Linked DNA regions of Homo sapiens: region 2 is linked to region 1. A link is a loop called in an ENCODE intact Hi-C map of the cell type or tissue named here. Cell type or tissue: Caco-2. All regions are shown on one strand. Region 1 overlaps LOC105372652 (a long non-coding RNA gene). Region 2 overlaps B4GALT5 (beta-1,4-galactosyltransferase 5).

Evidence for each region. Hi-C counts contacts between places; a loop is a spot of excess contacts. Peaks named below come from ENCODE experiments on the same cell type or tissue, not always from the same donor. Only the 100,000 strongest peaks of a DNase experiment are listed, where the experiment ranks them.
Region 2: a loop joins it to region 1, with 5 times the contacts of the local background. A loop is called at or near these places in 3 of 110 quality-filtered maps.

Annotation. Positions count from the first base shown.
Region 1 is chr20:49,766,037-49,771,036 of GRCh38, forward strand. It overlaps LOC105372652 (a long non-coding RNA gene), which reads right to left. Exons shown (of 3, transcript XR_936825.3): 2 at 4,975-5,000. Among named protein-coding and RNA genes, the nearest start is that of SLC9A8, 44 kb to the right of the region's middle. RefSeq lists enhancers at 2,488-3,337, 3,338-4,186. In Caco-2, no CTCF peak of the experiment used is centred here; DNase peaks (open chromatin) are centred at 1,233 and 2,465.
Region 2 is chr20:49,672,633-49,677,632 of GRCh38, forward strand. The region is part of intron 1 of B4GALT5 (beta-1,4-galactosyltransferase 5); the gene reads right to left. Among named protein-coding and RNA genes, the nearest start is that of B4GALT5, 39 kb to the right of the region's middle. RefSeq lists an enhancer at 3,966-4,045. In Caco-2, a CTCF peak has its summit at 2,426; DNase peaks (open chromatin) are centred at 1,969, 2,279, 2,899 and 3,379; H3K4me3 peaks cover 704 bases.

The sequences.
Region 1 (5,000 bases):
GCAAGGTCTTTATGACCTGTATCTTGTGCTGACCTCCTGTCTCATCCTATGACTTAGAATGCCTAAGTGCCTGAGAACATATCCCAGTAGGTCTCAGCCTTATTTCATACAGCCCCTACTCAAGACGGAGTTGCTCTGGTTCAAATGCCTCTAAGCTTCTCAAGGATTCCTCATGGTCTCAAAATGGCTGCTACAACTTCAAATGTCACATTCTAGCACAGCAATGTCCAAAGGCTGGAAGAATATGTGTGAGAGAGAAAAGAAGTTGGGAGGTGGGAAAGTTTCTCTCTTTTAATAGAAAGGAACTTCCTTCCCAGAAACCCTCAGCAGACCTCCACCAATGCCTCAACTGCCAGGACTGCTTCCAATGCTTACTCCAAGACTGTCAACAGGATTTCCATGGCTGGCTCAGACCAATCAGAATTAATTTCCTGCACATGACATGTTGTGTTTTGTTCCAACAAAATTAGGTTCTGTTGGCAGGGGAGAAGGGGAATGAAGTAATCAACAGAATCTCTTTTAGGGCTTTATTTATAGGTCGGTGCAAAAGTAGTTGTGGTTTTTACCACTTCTTTTAAAAAATGGCAAAAAACACAGTTACTTTTGTACTAACCTACTATTTATTTATTTTCTGAGACAGGGTCTCATTCTATCACCCAGGCTAGAGTGCAGGGGCATGATCACAGTTCAGTGCAGCCTCGACCTCCCAGGCTCAATCGATCCTCCCACCTTAGCCTGCCAAGTAGCTGGAACTACAGGTGCCACCACACCTGGCTAATACTGGTATTTTCTGTAGAGATGGGGTTTCGACATGTTGCTCAGACTGGTCAATTCCTGGGCTCAAGTGATCCTCCATCCTTGGCCTCCCAAAGTGCTGGGATTACAGGCATGAGACACCACATGCTGCCATATGGCTTTGATAATTTCCTGAGTGGGCACCATGGATCTCTTTTTGTGATCCGGACCAAAAAGCAACTTGAACTTCCCAGGATGCTCAGATGCCCAAAGCACCTAACATGAGGGGAAGATTTATGGCCTAGACTAGACTATACTGGACACCAATTTCTTTGGGAAACCTCCCCTCCCTCGCTTCCACTCCCTGCAGTTCAGGTGAGGCTGTTTATACCCCTTGGTTCCACCAAGAAGCATGTGACCAGGCCTGGACAATCAAAGCATTGCCTTCTTCAAGTGACAATGATTGGTTCAGAGATGAACCACAACTTGAGTTCGTCCAATCAGAGTGAATGCTGCAACTTCAGCAGCATTTCCAGGAAGTGACCTCCTTTCCCACCACACTCATACCTGGCAGGATGCAGGCCTGGAGCTATTGGTTGCCAGCTTGCTATCAAGTAGATACTAAGACTGGAGCCAACTCACTGAAGAGCAAAGCCAAGAGATGGCGAGAGACTATGTCTGGTAACCTCATTTGAGTTCCTGAATCCAGCCAGGTCTGAAGCCAGTACTTTTCAGTTACTTACTTCAGTCCTTTTCAGTTACTTAAGCCAATAAATTGCTTTTTGCGTAAAAATCAGTTTCAAATGGGGCTTCTGTCATTTACAAATAAAAGAATCCTAGGCTGGGCACAGTGGCTCATGCCTGTTATCCCAGCACTTTGAGAGGCCAAGGTGGGAGGATTGTTTGAGTTCAGGAGTTTGAGACCAGCAACATAGCAGGACCCCATCTCTATCTGAAAAAGAAAAAAAAGGGCCGGGCGTGGTGGCTCATGCCTGTAATCCCAGCACTTTGGGAGGCCGAGGTGGGTGGATCACGAGGTCACGAGATCGAGACCAGCCTGATCAACATGGTGAAACCCCGTCTCTACTAAAAATAGAAAAATTAGCTGGGCGTGGTGGCACATGCCTGTAATCCCAGCCACTCGGAAGGCTGAGGCAGGAGAATTGCTTGAACCTGGGAAGCGGAGGTTGCAGTGAGCCGAGATCGCGCCACTGCACTCCAGCCTGGTGACGGAGCGAGACTCCATCTCAAAAAAAAAAAAAAAAAAGAAAAAGAAAAAAGAAGTATACATACAAATAAAAGAATCCCAAGTTTCTCAGTGTTTGGAGGAACATGTTTGAAAGACAAATTGAAAACATGTTTGAAAGACAAATTCCCAGGTGACCGAGACACCTGTGCTGGGACCTGAACCTCCACCTTTGGAACAAGCTCCTCCGGGACCCCTAATGTATGTAGTCCTGCCTTTATAGTCTGAGACTCTCTGACCCAGACTTTGGGGGAAGGACGGTCTCTTAATTCTGCATGGGAAACAAAAGACACCCAGTCCTTTCCATCACAAAGCCCCAGCTACCTTCTTGGCAAAGAGTAGGGAAATGCCTTTCATTCTTTCCCAATGGCCCTGGAATTGAGAAAATGAAAGACAGTTGATTTCCCAATCAGGTTATTCCACCACGTTGAACTTTCGGTAACTGTCCTTGCCCCATCGTGTTGCGAAAGCATTCAGGTTGAACAGTGTTCAGGAAGAATACTCAAGCAAAAACTGGTTTGCAGCCAAATACAGAGACTGCAAACCCCAGTGGCTTCAGGGGCCAGGCAGGGAAAGTAAACATGTGAAACAATAGGGAGTAGTCCTGCCTGTGGGGAACAGGGGAGTTCTCATGCCCCAGCCTAATAAATGAAAAAATTATTTATACACCACAGTGGAACCGGAGATGCACCTAAAGCCATTGGGATGTGGTTTCTCTTTTTCATCTCACTGCTCTGTCTCTGATGTGGCTTCATTCTCAGAGGATTGTGGGCTCACAAGCCAACATCCTGACAGTTTAGAAACCACAGGAGAAATGTTTCTCTTTCTCAATCGTTTCAACATAAATCCTGGATGAAACTGTTATTGGCCTTGTTTGAGTTCAAATGGTCATCCCTGAACCATCCCTGTACCTAAAAGAGGTATGGTGGTGTCATTGGTCAGACCTGAGTCTGACCCATCCTAGAATGGGGTTCAGGCCCACTTTAACCATATAGACTGAGACTGGGGAATGGGAAAGGTTTCATGCCTTTGTTTGGGCTCCCTCAGAAGCAGACTCTGAGATGAGGATTTGAGGTGCAAGTGGATTATTTGGGAGATGATCCCAGAAAGCACCATTAGGGGATTGAGGGAATGAGACAGAGAAGAGAAGCCTGCGGAAACAGGAAGTATTATCCAGCAAGTTACTACTGTGGACAACTGGAGCACAATCCCATCAGGGAACTCTGGCAGCCAGTGTAGAGCATTGTTTTAGTCTATTTTGTGCTGTTATGATAGAATACCACAGACTGGGCAATTTAAAACAATAGAAGTTTATTTGGCCCATGGTTATGGAGGCTGGGGAGTCCAAGGGCATAGTGCTGTCATCTGGCAAGGGCCTTCATGCTGCATCATTCATGGTGGAAGGTGAAAACGTAAGAGAAGGTGAGGGTGAACAAGAGATTGAACTCGCAGCCGCAAGCCCTTTCACAACTGGCATTAATCCATTCTCATGAGGGCTCCATTAGGCTCCACTCCCCAGCACATTTGAATTGCGGATTAAGTTTCCAATACATGCTTTTGGGGGGACACATTCAAACCATAGCAAACATAGACCTCAATGTTATCCCATCTTAGTGCTGAGGGAGCTGGGGTATTCATCTACCAACTTCTGTCAGTCATTGTCTGACAGTTGCTAGCAGGAGAGTTTTTGCCCAGAACTTCCAGCATGGAAGAGCATGGTCCCTGCTGGTCTGAGAAAGTCCTCAGACAAAGAGACGAAGCTTGGGCCAGCGTGCATTGAAGGTTAGGACAATGGCCAGGGCACCTATAGCCTTTGCTTCATTGTCTGAAGGAAAATTGGGGTGCTATGATCAGAAGAAGGCACTGATGTTGCACAGGTCAAACAAACATGTTCATTCAAGGAGTGAATCGGTTGGCCCATTCATCGTCTGAGTCCATTAACCAAGCAATGGCAAGGAAGGGTATACTCTGTTGCTCTAAGGAACTGGCATGGAAGCTGCACTTGGCACTTTTGTTCACATCTCATAGGCCAGGATGTGATCAGATGGCCATATCTACATGTGGGGAAATGTAGCTTTTGACTGTCCAGCCAAATCTCAGGGATTATGGCTAGGTGTGGTGGCTCACTCTTGTAATCCCAGCACTTTGAGAGGCTGAGGTGGAAGGATTACTTGAGCCTAGAGGTTTGAGACCAGCCTGGGCAGCAAAGTGAGACTCTTGCCTTTACAAAAAAAAAAAAAAAAAGTTTAAAGTAGCTGGGCATGTTGGCACATGCCTGTAGTCCCAGCTACTTGAGAGGCTGAGGCAAGGAAATGCTTGGGCTCAAGAGTTCAAGGCTGCAGTGAACTATAATAGTGCCACTGCACTCTGGCCTGGGTGACGGAGTGAGACCCTGTCTCGAAAAAAAAAAAAAAATTACAGAGATTCTGCTACTTAAAGAAGGGGAAGGAAGGGCCAAATGTTTTTTCCTGGCAAGACTTTGTGTCTATATTTCAGAAGGAATGCCTTCCCAGTGGACTTCAGCCTACATCTCATTTTCCTGAACCATGTCTCACTGCCTCCACTGGAGAACCAAGTATTTAGCTTCCTGGTCTCTCTAATAGAAGAAGGCAAGGGGAAGGGGATTGGGAGTGGGCAGTTTGGGCAGGAAGATCAACCATCCTGATTTGCCTGGGACTAAAGATATTCTGGAGACATGGGATTTTCAGTGGTAAAACCAACCTCCAGGATCTGCAGCCACACCCTATGTAGCTTGAGACCTTAACTCCAGTTGGAGAAATGTTATCTTCTCTGTCACCTCCTCCTCCTAACAACCTTCTCTCTCTGTTCATCACTTCCTCTTCAACTAAAAGGTGGCCAGGTCCTCTGCTATGCCCTACATCCACTTACACTCTGTCCTCATGGTTGGACCTCCTTGGACCCCAACTCTGCCCTGACTTCTGGGAACTTCAGTGGTGCCAGAGCCTCTGTCCAGCTCTCAGCATCTCCCTTACCTCCACCATCTTGTTTCCGGCCATCT
Region 2 (5,000 bases), 93 kb before region 1:
AGACCCAAGTCCACAGAAACAGAAGGGCCAACCTACTCTACAAAGGCACGTTGGAAGAGCATGATTGATGGAAACTTGTAAGGAGTCAGGCAAGGTGGCTCACACCTATAATCCAAGCCCTTTGAGAAGCCAAGGTGGGTGGCTTGGCCTCGACCTCCGCAAAGGCTTGGATTTAAAAAAGAAAACAAACCAGAAAAAAAACAAACAAAAAACAAATCTTGTAAGGCTACACTTTGGAAAGAAAATCAAAAACAAATTCTTCCCACAGATCACATAACTGCAAAGGGGGAAACGTGCATTTACAATGGAGAGATCAGATAGGTACCACTTAACCAAGTGCCCAAACTGGGTTATCACCAACTAGAACAAACTAAGATTACCTTCTGAGTATTCTTGCCAAAAACTTTTAATTTAAATCGAATCAAGCTCTTAGACTTATCTTCTGGTTTACAAAAATACAGTGGATTGGCCAGGCGCAGTGGCTCACACCTGTAATCCCAGCACTTTGGGAAGCCGAGGCAGGCGGATCACAAGGTCAGGAGTTCGAGACCAGCCTGGCCAACATGGTGAAACCCCATCTCTACTAAAAATACAAAAATTAGCTGGGCGTGGTGGTGGATGCCTGTAATCCCAGCTACTCAGGAGGCTGAGACAGGAGAATCGCTTGAACCCAGGAGGCAGAGATTGCAGCAAGCCGAGATCGTGCCACTGCACCCCAGCCTGGGTGACAAAGAGAGACTCCAACTCAAAAAAAAAACAACCAGAAAACTAGGGAACACATCAAAGTGACACTAGGCAATTCCAGAATGTAGGACATGCAATAATACTGGCCTGAACTCTTTCTCAAAGAGTTACTACAATGAGCAGTGGATGGGGTGAGAAAGCTACTAAAGACTAACAGACATAACCAAATGTAATATGTTATTTTGGGGATGGGGGCAGCTACAAATAACATTCTGAGCACCACTGGATGAGGACTGGATATTAGAAAGTATTATGATCACTTCTCGGCCTTCTGGCTAAGATCAAGTATTGAAAAGATTATGAAAGTACTGTTAATTTTCTTAGATGCAATAATAGTACTTTGATTAAACAGGAGAATGTCATTTTTTAAAGAGATGTGTGCTGAAGTATTTAAAGGTTAACTGCCTGGATAATTATCAACAATTTAACGTGGCTCAGTGGAGAAAGCAGAGCCACAGTTCAAACAAAAAAAGCAAAATAGTGGTAACTGTTGACTCCAGATGGAAGATAATGCTTTTATTGTGTTATTCTTGCAACTTTTCTGTAAGTTTGAATTTTTTCATAATAAAAAGTTCTGGGGGCCAGGCATGGTGGTTCACGCCTGTAATCCCACCACTTTGGGAGGCCGAGGTGGGCGGATCACGAGGTCAGGAGATTTAGACCATCCTGGCTAACACAGTGAAATCCCATCTCTATTAAAAATACAAAAAAAAAAAAAAAAAAAAAAAAATTAGCCAGGTGTGGTGGCAGGTGCCTGTAGTCCCAGCTACTCGGGAGGCTGAGGCAGAGCTTGCAGTGAGCCGAGACTGTGTCACTGCACTCCAGCCTGGGCGACAGAGCAAGACTCCATCTCAAAAAAAAAAAAAAAAAAGATGTGGGAAAAGTTTGGTTTGGGATGTATCTAGATTGCCAACTAAACCTAAATCAAAGTATACTAATATTAAAAATCCTGTAAATGGGCCAGGAATTGTTACAGAGGGAATAAAGACCCTAGCAATGTTCACATAAGAAGTTAAAGCACTGCGGGGTTTTTCTATGCCCGTAAAGTATTCTTTAGTCTTTGGAATCAAGAACTGCATTTAGGGTCGGGTGTGGTGGCTCATGCCTGTAATCCCAACACTTTGGAATTACAAAATCCCAGGAATTAGTAACTTTTTTTAGTGAGTCTGCAAATGTTACTGAATAAGCCAGCCGCAGGACTGCTCATGGAAGGGGAAGGGAGGCACAGGAGACCGAGGTGGGAGGATCACTTGAGCCCAGTAGTTACAGAGACCAGACCAGCCTGGGAAACATAGCGAGACCCCATCCCTATTAAAAAAAAAAAAGAAGAAGAAGAAGAAAAAGAATTGCATTTAGTCTTTACCTATAACGTCCTATAATGTCATAGGTGAACTAAAAGAAATGATAAATATATCCTCCTGTTGTCTCTCAATGGCTTTCCACCACTTTCAAGGTCCAAATTCCTCATGCTTAGTATGACTCAGAAAAGTCCATAAAACCTGGCTCCTGCCTCTGGAATTTCAGTTCTTGCCACTCCCAACTCTACCCACAATGGACAGTTCTCTGGAACCTGCTAAGATCTCAGACAATGCTGCTCCTACTGGCTAGGTGCAAAGACACAAAAACTAAGATTTCAAAAGCAAAAAATCCCGGGAAAAATAATCTATCACAACAAAAGCATGAGCTCAGGAAGAAAAGGGAGTGGAGGGGATAAGAGCAGGGGAGGGGGACCAAACCCAACTTTGCCTCCCTTCCCCTTCCACGAGCAGCCTGGTGGCTGGCTTGTTCCGTGTGTTCAGTAACATTTGCAAGGACCAAAAAAATCACTAATTCCTAAGATTGCTGTTACTCTCAAACAAAAGTCAATTCCCAAGCCCACACACCCCACAGTCAAGCTGAGAGTTAAAACTCAGAAAACTCAAAGGCCTTAGGATACTGACCCTATGCTGGCAACCACATAGCTCAGAAATGCAACAAATATTAAATTATGGTGTCCTGTAATGGATTTACACTTTACTTTTAAATATTAACAAGACGGCCACAGGGAGTAAGTTTATCAAGGGATAAGAATCCTAACAGTACCTCCTAGTTCACTCAGAGGCCAATTAACATTTCCCACCACGCCCAACAACAAGGCTCCTGGGGGTGTTCAAAGTTGCTTATGACCCTGTGGAGCTATCAGCAGGTACCTCTGCCCCAGAACCTATTATGAGCAATGCACTAGGGGCTCGGTGCACAAGGAAACACCTGAACTACAACTACCCAAGCAAATATCATATCTTTGTAGGTTGTCGGGTTTCTTCAGCTGTCTGAAGATACAAAACCTCATGTGACTGTTTGATTTTTAGTCTCTTCTCACCTTGGTCTTCCTTTCTCACAGTTATTTTTAAAATCAGCAACTGGCTAATATTTGAAAACTGTCAGTAGCCAACTGTCCGTTTCACAATTAGATCACTGTTCAAAAGGAGCAGAATTTTCAACTCTAGACTTTAGTTCAACAAGCTAGCAAATCATTACAGGAATGAGTGACTTCATCTTTACAGCTGGGTCGCTGCACTATGAGGCTACACTAAAATATACCTAATTGTTGAATTCCAACATGTCTGTAGGCCCTCCCCGCATCTTCAAGGTTAGAGTTTTTATTATTGCATCCTCCCCCAACCCAACCCCCCCAGACAAAGCTTGGCATTTTCGGAATCCCTACTCATAAAGTGACTCAGTCCACCGATGGGCCAACTGACAAATCCTTAAGGGATTAAGATATTACCAGGTAAAAAGTGACTTTTAAAAATGTACATAATACATATATATGTAGAGAGAGAGAGTGTGTGTGTGTGTGTTACAGGAAAGCTATTAACTATACTATGAATAAAACAAAATTTCACTGAAAATAAAAGTGATCAGGTAGCACTGACTACAACCTTCTAAATTCCCCCTAAATGAATCCACAGAAAGACTTTCTTGAAGGGTCTTTTGCTAATTTGCGGTTAGAACACAACACACTCAAGAAAATGATGCTCACAGCAGGACACTAATACTAAGTAATTTCTGAGATTATGTCTGCATTTGTGCTAAATAATTTATGCTAGGAGCAGAAATAAAAGCAGAGATGAAGTTAAGCTATTGATTGAAGACTGTGCTAACCCCATTAAAAATAAAGAGAGGTATGAATGTGTGCCTTCACAACTCAGCTCAGGATATACTTGCCAACTGAGCTCTTCCTTCCGTAAGAAGGCCCATTGCTCTTGGCTACTGCGCAGGGGCTATGAAGGCCCCATGGTTCTAGGACTAGAGCAGATGCGTACAAACTCCCTAAAGTCACAGGAAGGAAGGGGAGGCACAACTGGAGAGAAGTTGGTGAACTGCCTCTCTGGCCCATAGGGGCATGAGGGCGGGGGGCACAGAATAAAACCATAAAGCAATAATTTTCACTATTTAAAAGAACAAGTCTAAATGGCACACATCCTCTGTGTCTAAGATGACTAGCACTGCTGTTTTTTGATGAGTCATCAAGGGCAGTCATGCTGAAAAGCAGGGATACTTCTGTATTCCACCTATGTAATCATTCCAAAATTATGGGATTGGAACATTACAATACCTATGATGTATGTCCTTATATTTGTATGTGTTTGTGTGCTTACCCTTAAGTGGTGTTTTTTGTTTTGTTTTGTTTTTGCTGACTTCTTTGTTCTAGGGGGTATTTCTGCAGCCTTCTCAGAAAAACCTCAGGGTATTAGAGAAGGTACAACTTGCTAATGGCATCTGGTGAGCATGGGCTGGAAGGGGAACCACCGGGAAACACAGTTGTCAATAACCACACCCGCTATGGTGCAAACATGACCCACATACAAACTGAAGTACAAGTACAACCCCTCCCAAAAGTCTAGCCCTAAGATAATAGCACAGAAACTAAGCCTAACAAGGTGCTTGGAACCTCTTCCTACCTGCACCAACCACCCTCTGCACACCATCCCCAGCAAGACCCCCTGCCTCCAACTCCCCTAAAGCAGCATTTCCAGGATAGCACTATTCTTTAATCCACTGACAACTTTGGCACTGGCTAAGGCTTACTATTTTTATCCCCTTTCACACCATTCTCTGAGCAGAAATGCTAGGTGCAAACATTTGTTGGTAATTATGTTAAAGTAAGTCTTCTTAAGAACAAATGGTAAAATGAATACATGAAAACTTTGCAATCTATTTTTGAAGAATTGTCTGCAAAAAGAGTGGAAATTGAGTTTTTCTTACGCAGCTGA